Regions from separate parts of the Homo sapiens genome. Here all the other regions are linked to region 2. A link is a contact called in ENCODE Hi-C or POLR2A ChIA-PET data. All regions are on one chromosome and are shown on one strand. The core of a region is the stretch at or near the end of the contact, and the rest is flanking DNA. Distances in the headings are between cores, read along the strand shown. Region 1 holds the start of INHBB (inhibin subunit beta B). Region 2 holds the start of EPB41L5 (erythrocyte membrane protein band 4.1 like 5). Region 3 overlaps CFAP221 (cilia and flagella associated protein 221).

What was found. A loop is a pair of places that touch in the nucleus more often than their neighbours do. ChIA-PET counts read pairs that join two places held with the same protein, here RNA polymerase II (POLR2A). Pooled maps may share reads with other maps.
Region 1: a map of naive thymus-derived CD4-positive, alpha-beta T cell shows a loop between it and region 2 (2.7-fold over the local background). The contact joins the promoter of INHBB here to the promoter of EPB41L5 in region 2. A Hi-C loop is called at or near these places in 1 of 168 maps with a recorded cell type or tissue (naive thymus-derived CD4-positive, alpha-beta T cell) and 5 of 50 pooled maps. POLR2A ChIA-PET finds 5 or more read pairs at or near these places in 1 of 52 experiments (WTC11).
Region 3: a loop to region 2 is called in a pooled map, with 6 times the contacts of the local background. The contact joins the enhancer-like site here to the promoter of EPB41L5 in region 2. A Hi-C loop is called at or near these places in 6 of 50 pooled maps.

Annotation. Positions count from the first base shown.
Region 1 is chr2:120,344,822-120,348,078 of GRCh38, forward strand. It overlaps INHBB (inhibin subunit beta B), which reads left to right and starts at 1,315. Exons shown (of 2, transcript NM_002193.4): 1 at 1,315-1,815. The coding sequence starts at 1,368. It overlaps LOC105373989 (putative cuticle collagen 91), which reads left to right. Exons shown (of 3, transcript XM_047446882.1): 3 at 66-1,172. The coding sequence ends at 1,093.
Region 2 is chr2:120,010,951-120,014,383 of GRCh38, forward strand. EPB41L5 (erythrocyte membrane protein band 4.1 like 5) reads left to right here and starts at 2,127. Exons shown (of 25, transcript NM_020909.4): 1 at 2,127-2,260. LOC107985817 (a long non-coding RNA gene) reads left to right here. Exons shown (of 4, transcript XR_001739205.2): 3 at 690-708; 4 at 1,443-1,754. RefSeq lists a silencer at 2,303-2,472.
Region 3 is chr2:119,645,827-119,649,456 of GRCh38, forward strand. It overlaps CFAP221 (cilia and flagella associated protein 221), which reads left to right. Exons shown (of 24, transcript NM_001271049.2): 22 at 1,132-1,224. Among named protein-coding and RNA genes, the nearest start is that of TMEM177, 32 kb to the right of the region's middle. RefSeq lists a silencer at 3,613-3,630. Within about 2 kb of position 1,790, at least 2 of the 41 ENCODE cell types and tissues checked have a DNase peak (open chromatin) inside an H3K27ac peak, as active enhancers do.

The DNA.
Region 1 (3,257 bases), core at 65-2,564, 330 kb after region 2:
GCGGGGAGCGGGCAGCCCCAACCTGAACAGATTCCGCTTTCTCCTCCTCCCCCCACCCCGGGAAGCTCGAGCGGGGAGGTACGGACCGTCTCCTCTCGCACGGGCAGGACGACACCCTCCCTCCCCCCCTTTTTTCTGCCAACGTCTATCTCAACGCGCGCGCACATACGGAGATTGTGCGGCTTTTTTCCCCCTTGGGAGAAAAAACGGGGAGAGTAAAAGAAGAGAGACCAAAGAGAAGAACTCCTCCTCGGCGAGCTCCGCACTCCGTGCCGCGGCCCGGCGCGGGGACGCCGCCGCCGCCCGCCCGCTCTCTCCCGGCCCTGCGGCGGGTGCCAGTACGAGCGCGAGCGAGGGCACTGCACCCGGGGACGCTGCGAGACTTTTCGGCGCTCGAGCCGACCTCGCCGCCGCCGCGGCAGGCAGAAGAGACAGGAGCGAGAAGGGCCCTGCCTCCCCCTCGCCTTCCTCGCCCGGCGCCCCGCGCCCGGCCGGGCCGCGCAGGCAGGCGGAGGGAAGGAGGGAGGCTGCGAGGAGGCGGGCGGAGCAGAGGCCCCGGCGAAGCGCGCTGCGGCCGCCCGCCCGTGGATGCGGCGCCCAGGGATCCTGGAGACAACTTTGCCGTGTGACGCGCCGGGAGGACTGCAGGGCCCGCGGCCGAGGGCTCGGCGCCGCCTGTGAGCGGGCCCGCGCGGCCGGCTCTCCCGGGCACCAAGCTTGCTCCGCGCCACTGCCCGCCGGCCCGCGGCGAGGACGACCTGCCCGTCTCCGCCGCCGGCGGCCCTTCCTGGCGCGAGGCAGTGAGGGCGAGGCGCTCAGGTGCGAGCGCGGGGCCCCGCCGCAGCGCCCGCCGCAGCGCCGCGCCAAGCCGCGCCCGGCTCCGCTCCGGGGGGCTCCAGCGCCTTCGCTTCCGTCTCAGCCAAGTTGCGTGGACCCGCTCTTTCGCCACCTTCCCCAGCCGCCGGCCGAACCGCCGCTCCCACTGACGCTGCTTTCGCTTCACCCGAACCGGGGCTGCGGGGCCCCCGACGCGGAAAGGATGGGGAGAAGGCTGCAGATGCCGAGGCGCCCCGAGACGCCCGTGCGGCAGTGACCCGCGACCTCCGCCCCGCCCGGCGCGCCCCTCGGGCCCCCGGGGCCCTCGGCGCCCCTTCCCTGCCGCGCGGGAACCCCCGAGGCCCGGCCGGCCCCCTCCCCCTGCGAGCCGGCGGCAGCCCTCCCGGCGGGCGGGCGGGCGGAGGCCCGGGCGGGCGCGGGCGCGGGCGGGGGCGGGGCGGGGCGGCGCGCCCGGAGCCCGGAGCCCGGCCCTGCGCTCGGCTCGACTCGGCTCGCCTCGCGGCGGGCGCCCTCGTCGCCAGCGGCGCACCATGGACGGGCTGCCCGGTCGGGCGCTGGGGGCCGCCTGCCTTCTGCTGCTGGCGGCCGGCTGGCTGGGGCCTGAGGCCTGGGGCTCACCCACGCCCCCGCCGACGCCTGCCGCGCCGCCGCCACCCCCGCCACCCGGATCCCCGGGTGGCTCGCAGGACACCTGTACGTCGTGCGGCGGCTTCCGGCGGCCAGAGGAGCTCGGCCGAGTGGACGGCGACTTCCTGGAGGCGGTGAAGCGGCACATCTTGAGCCGCCTGCAGATGCGGGGCCGGCCCAACATCACGCACGCCGTGCCTAAGGCCGCCATGGTCACGGCCCTGCGCAAGCTGCACGCGGGCAAGGTGCGCGAGGACGGCCGCGTGGAGATCCCGCACCTCGACGGCCACGCCAGCCCGGGCGCCGACGGCCAGGAGCGCGTTTCCGAAATCATCAGCTTCGCCGAGACAGGTGGGTCCGGCCCTCCGGCTGTCTGCCGCGGTCCCCGCTCGCTCCCGCTCTCCCTCTCCTTGCTAGCTCCGGCTGCCACCGCCGCCACCGCAGCCCGCGCGCCCTGGGGCAGCCTGGACTCCCGGCAGAGCTCCTTCGGCCGTGGCCCTGCGCGCTCCGCCCGGGTTGCAGTCCTCTTCCCCCAGGCCGCAGACCCTTGCCTGCTGCCTCAACCCCCCGCCGCCGATCGCCTGGCCCTCCACCCCTGCTCTCCGGAATCGGGCCCCAGCGCCTCTGGGCGCGCGTCCCCCTCCCGGCAGATGCGCGCGGCCCTGGCTCTGCGGGCACTTGCTTGGTGATTGCTTAATGTTTTTGTTTCCCACGATCGGAGTGTAGGCTTAGCAGTGTGGATGGAGATGTGTGTGCTTGTTGATATACGTGGGCCGGAGGAGAGAGAGAGTGTGTGTGTATCTGTGTGTGTGTCTGTGTGTGTGTGTGCCTGCGTGAGAGGCCCCTGGGGCCGCTTCCATCACCGGCGGCGTGGGCTTGCCAGGATTGCTGAAGCCTCGCTGGGGAGAGCTAGGCAACCTCTCTTCCGATTGTGTGGGCACCGGAATCGGGCGGAAGGCAGGCTTCTCAACAGGTCCATCATTTACACAGAGAAAGCCGCGGTTCGGGGACAGCCCCGTGCCTCTCGGCTTGCCTGGCAGCTGCAGCAGACCCCTCGCCCGAGAGGCAGAGTCGTAGTTAACAAAGGGTATGGCTCCTTTCTGGAATCCGCCCCCCCCCCCGGCCCCAGATTGCAAATCTCTAACACTGTCTAAATATAAAAATCAGGGAGAGAAAAATCTTTCGGAACTTTAAAAGAAGGAGAAAAATGTGCCCGCGCCAAAATGCTGCAAGTGCTTTCGACTCCGCTGTCCTTTTCAGGACTTGAATGAGCCAGGCTGGCTTTTGTGCCTGGAGCTCGGCCCCATTTGTGCCGAGGGGACTGCGGAGAAGGTCGCAGAGGGGGAAGCCCCGGTGCAGTTAGGGCGGGGGCAAGCGGGGAGCCTCGGTGGGGGGAGCGGTTGTGCCCCTGGCTGCAAATGCCCCCCACCCCACCAGGCAGCAGGCAGCCCGGGGATGAAAAGGGATGAAAAGTTTTGCATGGCCGGGTGTGGAGAAAAGCAGAGACAATCGGGGCTGGTTTGTGCTTAGAAAGAAATGCATTGCCGTTTTAGCTGTCCACTAAAGTGAGTCAGGGAAAGCTCGCCATGCAATTAGAGGGCTCGGATTAAAAGGTGCTTTGGGGCCCAGAGTTAGAAATGTGATTCTGGAAGGTCGAGGAGGCCTTTTGGTCCCGGTGGCACAAAATGACAGCGGGGGCTGTTATATTTCTGGTCCGTTTCACGGAGCCAGCTCTTTGACTTATAAATAACAGATTCAGGTCACAGGCAGCTCGTCCAAGACCAGCTTTTAAG
Region 2 (3,433 bases), core at 877-3,376:
TCTATACCATTGCTGCTTCCCCCTGCCATATCATTTCGTTTTTTTGTTGAGATAAAGATGCAAGATGACCAGCAACAATTCCTCCCATCCCTGAACACCCATGCTGCTCCTCTCATGAAGAGTGATGAAAATATTCCACAATTAGATTGTGGTTTGTGGTTCTACAACTCTGTGAAAATACCCAAAGCCATGGAAGTGTACACTTTAAGTGGGTGCATTATATCTCAATAAAGATGTTTTTAAAAGGTGGAGAAGGAAAATTTCTCTATTTTAATAATATTTAAAGAAAAAAAAAGAGGTAGAGTCTCTTTCATCTCCTTGAAACTGGGCGGCCTCTGTGATTTGCTTAAACCATTAACAGGCAGCAGAAGGGACGCTCCGTGACTGCTGGGCATAGCCCTTCATAGGCCTCAGAGCTTCTGTTTTCACTGTTTTGCCACACCAGCGGATCTGCAAGAGAGTAGCCCAGGCAGAACTCAGCTGTTCTTTGCAGCCACCCCAGCGGAGATGCCACACAGACCAGTGAAACCACCTTGGCAGCTCCAGCACCTGTTGAGCTGCCCAGCCAACACCACATGGGGCAGAGATGAGCTGCCAAGCCTGTCTACTACGTTTTGGGGTGGTGGAGGAGTGGGCAGTGCCAAATCCCGAGAAGAAGCTCAATGAGTATTTGTCTCTTTTCATTTCAGCAAGCAGAGGGTCCTCAAGGTAACACCTTCCAGTGGCTCCCCCACCTCTCTCAGAGCTCTAGCCAGGGCCCACAAGGCCCTACATCTTACCCCTTTCCTCTCTGACTGTCACCTCCTCTTCCTCTTGCTTCCTCACTTCTAGCCACACTGGACTTCCTTGAAAAGACAGACCTGTCCCCTTGCAGGGCCTTTTGCCCTTGCTGTTCCCTTCGGTTCTCCCCAGATGGCCACAGGGTTCCTCCCACACCTCCTCTAGGTCTTCATTCAAATGCTACCTTTTTTTTTTTTTTTGAGACTGAGTCTGGCTTTGTCGCCAGGCTGGAGTGCAGTGGCGTGATCTGGGCTCACTGCAACTTCCGCCTCCCGGGTTCGAGCGATTCCCCTGCCTCAGCCTCCTGAGTAGCTGGGACTACAGTCGGACGCCACCAGGCTCAGCTAATTTTTGTATTTTTAGTGGAGACGGAGTTTCACAGTGTTGGCCAGGCTGGTCTCGATCTCCTGACCTCGTGATCCGCCCGCCTCGGCCTCCCAAAGTGTTGGGATTACAGGAGTGAGCCACCGCGCCCAGCCAAATGCCACCTTCTTATTGTGACCTGCTATGTAAAATCGCAAACCCTCACTGCCTGTGGTTATTCCCTACTTGTACTTTTCTTTTTAGCATTTACCAATGTCTGACAGTATTTAATTTCACTAATTTATCTCGTTTATTTTATGTCTCGTTTATATTCCTGCTATAACGTAAACTCCGGGAAGGATTTTTGTCTGTCTTGGTTGTCTGTCGTATCTCGTGTCTAGAACACAGAACTCACAGTAAGTAGGCACTTCAATCAATTACCTGTAGAATGAACGGACTGAATGTCACCTTGTTAGAGTACCCTCCTGACCACACTCTGCTAAGCAGTAATCTTTTATTTCTCTTTCCCAGTTTTATTTTTCCTCATTTACACTTAATCACCTTGTGACACCTATTTGTTTACTGTTTCCCCAGTAGAGTGAAAGTCACTTTAACAGCAGAGATTTAAATGTATTTTAATCCCTACAAAGGAGAAAAAGGGAGGAAATACGTGACAGGCTCTCAATAAGTATTTGCGAAGGATTTAATCTCTTGAACGAATGGATGAATGAATCTAGCAGCCAGCTCCACCAGCCTCCTTCGTGATAGGACTAACTGGGGTCTGTCTGCGGACGGGCGCCTCCTCCGCGGGCGGAGGGCCGCAGCGGGAACTGGGTTTCGGCAGCGCCCCTTTAAACCAGCCGCGGACGCCCGGCTGCTGGCGCTAGTTCCAGCCCGGCCGGGCCCGGCCTCGCCGGTTTCTCTCCAGTCGCCGCGCCGGCCAATTTCCGGGGCGGTGTCATCGCCCGTTTAAGAGCGGAGCGCTCCGCCCTGGGGGCGGAGCTGGGAGGGAGCTTTAAGGGGTGGACGGGCGGGAGGTCGGGGTCCTCCGGGGATTAGAGCCGGTGGGCTCGTTGTGGGCGCCATTTCTCGGCGTCTACCGAGGAGCCGCCCCTTTCTCAGCCTTGCTCGGCTCTTCCCCGCTCTGGTCGCCGGGGCTGCGCCGTCCCCAGCTCAGGTAAGCGCGAGGCCCGGCGGCGGCGCCGCAGTACAGTCCGCTGCGCTCCTAGCCGAGTGGACCCTTCCTCGCCCGCGCCTGCGGTAGCGGCCTTGTCCCCGGGGAGGCGGGCGGGGGCCGCACCCAGACCCTAGGGCGGCCGGCCCCTCTCTCGTCGGGCCGGCAGGGCATTAATCCCGCCGGAGGGAGGGGCGGCGGCGGCCAATGAGGCAGGGCCGCCGAGTTTCGGTCGATACCGCGCGACGGGCCGGGGCGGAGGGCCCGGGGCAGCCGGGTTAATGTTTGCCGAGCGGACGCGCTCCCCGAGCCGCGGGTACCCCTCGCTGGTCCGCTGGGCTGCCGTCCAGCGGGAGAGACAAAAGTCGCAAGGGAAGGGGAAAAACGAACTGAGTTTGTGTCACTGTCTTGGTGGACTTTTCGAGCTAACCTGTATTTGAGAAAAACTTCAGTCTCTTGGGAAAGGAGAGGCAGGTGTGTTCCCATGAAAGACGAGGTCTGAAGGTCCCGCCCCGCCCCCACCCGGGACGGTTGTCGTGCTAATGATGGGTTCTTTGGTGTGTAAATGTTAATTGTGTCTGTGGTTACTCGAATTCTACCTAAGAGCGAGACCCAACTCTTAAAACGTTTGGCAATATTTTAGACTAATATTAAAAGTTTTTAAAGAATTACGGGGAAAATTCCCATAACCGTGTACATTTGTAATGTAACCCACAACTGCATTAACTCAGTTTCTAACATAACCCGTTGCTGAGCTCTAGTTAACCTTGTTGGATTATTTGTGCATGTAATATGCTGTGCAGGCTTTAGAAAATAGGTTAACATTATTCGAAAACGATATGCGTAACTGCTGTTGAATTACTCGCTTGCATTTTCTTTATTGGGAATACTGGGACAAAATATAGTGTTACCTTAAATGGCATTTGCTGTATGTTATATTGCTTTATCAAAAAGCAATTAACCAACCATATTGTGGCCACCAGTCATGTAAGAGTATACATATTTCATGACTAACTTTTGGGTTTTGGGTACTTTTTTTAACCAACTTCTGATAGGATTGCTTAAATTTGCATTTTATGATTCTAAAGGAAATCCTTCTAGTTAGGAACTAGAGTAGAAACTACTGTTTTTTGGAAGCCACATAAACCTACCATCCAAAAATTCCACTGTGTCATT
Region 3 (3,630 bases), core at 540-3,039, 370 kb before region 2:
GAGACAGCATTCTCTAGGGTTCTAGAAATTTATTCCAGAAAATGATTGAAAACTTTTATCCATTGATTTCTTTTCTGTTGTTCTCTTTGCTGTTGTGTGTTCGGTTTTTATTCCTTCTATATCATCTGAAATGTGTGTATGGAAGGAGTCGAGACCCCAAAAAAGTGCTCATTCCATCCACTTGAAACAAAGAGCTGTTGCCAAGTTTAAAAATAACAATGTATTTTCCACCCTATCTCAATTCCTTTAACATTCTCAATAGCCAGGAATTTTTATATAAAGCTCTAAAGTTATAATACTAAACAATACACAAGGAGGTGGGGAGGAAGATATGAAATGGAATAGAATGTCTAAGAAGGAGTATAAAGGTGGAGGGAAAATACTAGGACCAAAAGTAAACTACCTGTATTAGCCTGTTCTCTCATTGCTATAAACAAATGCCTGAAACTGAGTAATTTATAAAGAAAAGAGGTTTAATTGGCTCATAGTTCCATAAGCTGTACAGGAAGCAGGACAGCTTCTGCTTGGCTTCTGCGGAGGCCTCTGGAGACTTACAATCATGGCGGAAGGCAAAGGGGAAGCCAGCACCTCACATGGCCAGAGCAGGAGGAAGAGTGACGAGGAGGTGCCACACACTTTTAAACAACCAGATCTCAAGATAACTCACTCACTCACCATCATGAGAACAGCACCAAGGAGATGGTGCTAACCCATTCCTGAGAACTCCACCCCCGCGATCCAATCACCTCCCACCAGGCTCCACCTCCAACACTGGGGATTACTATTCAACCTGAGATTTGGTGGGGACAGGACCAAACCATATCAGTATCTAACTACACTCACCCCAGGAGATAATACAATTTTAAACACTACAAACTGAAAAATTCTATGATTCTCTTTTTAAACTCCAGGAAGTGTCTTACTTGGCAACATTCTCCCAGGTTTGCCTGGGGCCTATTGCATCCCCTGCCTTTGCCTCTGGGAACCATAAATGGCTTTTCAAGAGTGAGGGAGGACAGAGTAGTAGAGGCCTCGCCAGCAGTAAAATAAAAATTCTTTAGAAAATTATGTAAAGACCCCAAGACTTCTAGTGTGACTCTATCTTTGACTGCTTGTGTGGTTTTTCCACAGCTGCGATTCCTTCAATTCATTTATGCTTCCGATAGACGTCCCTGCCATCCTTGATGCCTTACCAGAAGAGGACAGACTAGAAACAGTAGAACGGTATTTTTTTTTTTTTTAATCTTTGGCCTCTAATGTGGTCTGTTTTCCAAAAATATGTGAGGTGCTGTGAGGAACTTCAGAATAGCACACAGTTCCTGAGCTTGCAACTCAAATGAGAAGATAAGGCTAACACCCATCCATACCATCACCTAGATAAGATGTTAAATTCGTGGTGGAGAATCGACAGTCTCTAAGCTCTATGGCTTCCTGATCTTTAGCTCTTCCAGGAGCTCAAGGGAGAGATCTGAGGTGGTGCCAAATGGCCTTGGAAGGCTTCAGTGGTCACATGGACTTGGGTTAGTATGTGAAAGATAGGTAGGACTTGGATGGGCATAAAGAAATACAAGTCCAGAAGTAAGGCACTTACATTTGATTTTACTGATCAGCACGCAACAGCCAGTGAAATGGTTTTGAATCTCCTATCCGTATGCTCATTTACAATTGATGGCTACAGACACAGCAGCAGAGCTGAGAATGGGAAACCTGAGCCAAGCAAAGCCTGTGCCCTTGTCCCAGGGCAGCTTCTCCATCATGAGCACCACAGCATACAGCATTCGTACGTCCAGCTCACACGTGTACGTCCAGCTGGCTCACCTGGCATTGCCCCATTTGCAAATGCCTCTAGATCTGAGTCATTACTTCCTCTTTTTTAAAAATATACTTAGCTACTTATTATATCACCACATAATTTCAGGGAGAAAATTAGAAGTTCCATATGTTTTAAAGCAGATACTTTCTACCAGGCAAAAGTAAAATTCATTTAAGTTTTCTAGTTTAATTAACCAACATAGCATAAGGTTGTATACAAACTCATCTCTCATTAAAATTAGATTCCATTAGAAGATTATAGAGCACCCGAAATGTTGTATAGAATAGTGTGATGAAGGGGTAGGCTGTGGGTTCAACACCACCACCACCACCACCGCCACTCACTCACAGTACACCTTGGGCCACTGACTTCACCTCTCAGTGCCCCAATGTCCTCATTTTCAAATGGAATGATCCCAGGACCCATCTCATGGGTGGCTATGAAAAGCAAATGAATTACTACATGCCCAATGTTTAGTTCAGTGCCTCACACATAGTAAGGTTTTGATAATTAGATATACTACCATTAATGACCCTGGTATTCCAAACCCCTAGCCCGCTATCTGACACTTGGTAGGCAAGCAACAGCTCACTTTAGAATGAAGTTGTATCACCCAATAGTAACATTATGAGAAAATAAGCATAAGAGAAGATACATGGTTAGATTTCCAAAACATCAGATGAAGAGGTATTCATATCCCAAGAGGTTTTCCTCCATCCAGTGTTATGTCTCAAGTGTAGAAAATGAATACATATTTCTGATATTTTTAAATTTTGATTTTTCATGTCTTTGGGGGTATAAAGGAGCACCTGGATCTGCTGCTGTATCTGTGACGACAGAGTCGGGGTATAGCACAAAGAAGGCCACCAGCCCTGCATGACAAGAGCTCCGGCACATTAGGAAGACTCTTGGTCCCAGAGTTCCTCCCTACCCGCTATTTCCTGAACTCCTGTTACTGAAGACCCATTCCTTTAGCTTTGCGCTTTGTTTCTATTAAACTACCTCTGGGGAGGGAACATTTTAAGTCTCACTTATAACTCAGTATAAAATCACCAGAGCGTTTTTAGAGTTCAGGCTTGAGGGTCAGTGGCAGGAGAGGTGATGGGAATGAGAAGACTCCTGGTCCAGTGGGGAGTTCTGGGAAAACACGAGGAGGGGACAAGTGAAAAGCTGGAAACACAAGAGGCCAACTTAGCTGCTTTACCAAAAGCCAGATGCTCCTGCGTGCTTCTGTTAGACTGGCGTGAAGTACTGGCATGAAAGGTCTGGGCTGTGATCACTGTTCAGGCAAAGCGCCCAGCCCTGTGCCTGCCTGATCATTCTGCATTTGGTTCTGACTCCTGCGCTGGTAGCAGTTACCTGGTACTGCATTGCCTTGAAGTGAGTGAAGGAAGTGTTCTGAAGTATATTTCTGTGGTGAGATGGATGTCTTCATTTTTATTTGAGATGCAGCTCATGAATGAATTGTGCCTATACATGGTCTTTGCTTTCTCACTTCACGAATGAAGCTCTCAGTATTTAACTCCTGTCACTTATCAAAATATTATGGAAACTACAGACGGTACCTGGCTTACATAGGTTTGACTTATGATTTTTCAGCTTTACAGTGGTGTGAAAGTGATTCTCATCCAGTACACTCCTCGACTTATGATGAGGTTCTATCCAGATAAGCCCATTATGAGTAGAAATTATCATAAGTCAAAAATGCACTTTCAACTCACGATATTTACAACTCATGATGGGTCTAATGGGACCTAACCTCATTGTAAGTCAAGGAGCGTCCATATTTATCAACATATTTTTCTGTTTCTTTGACA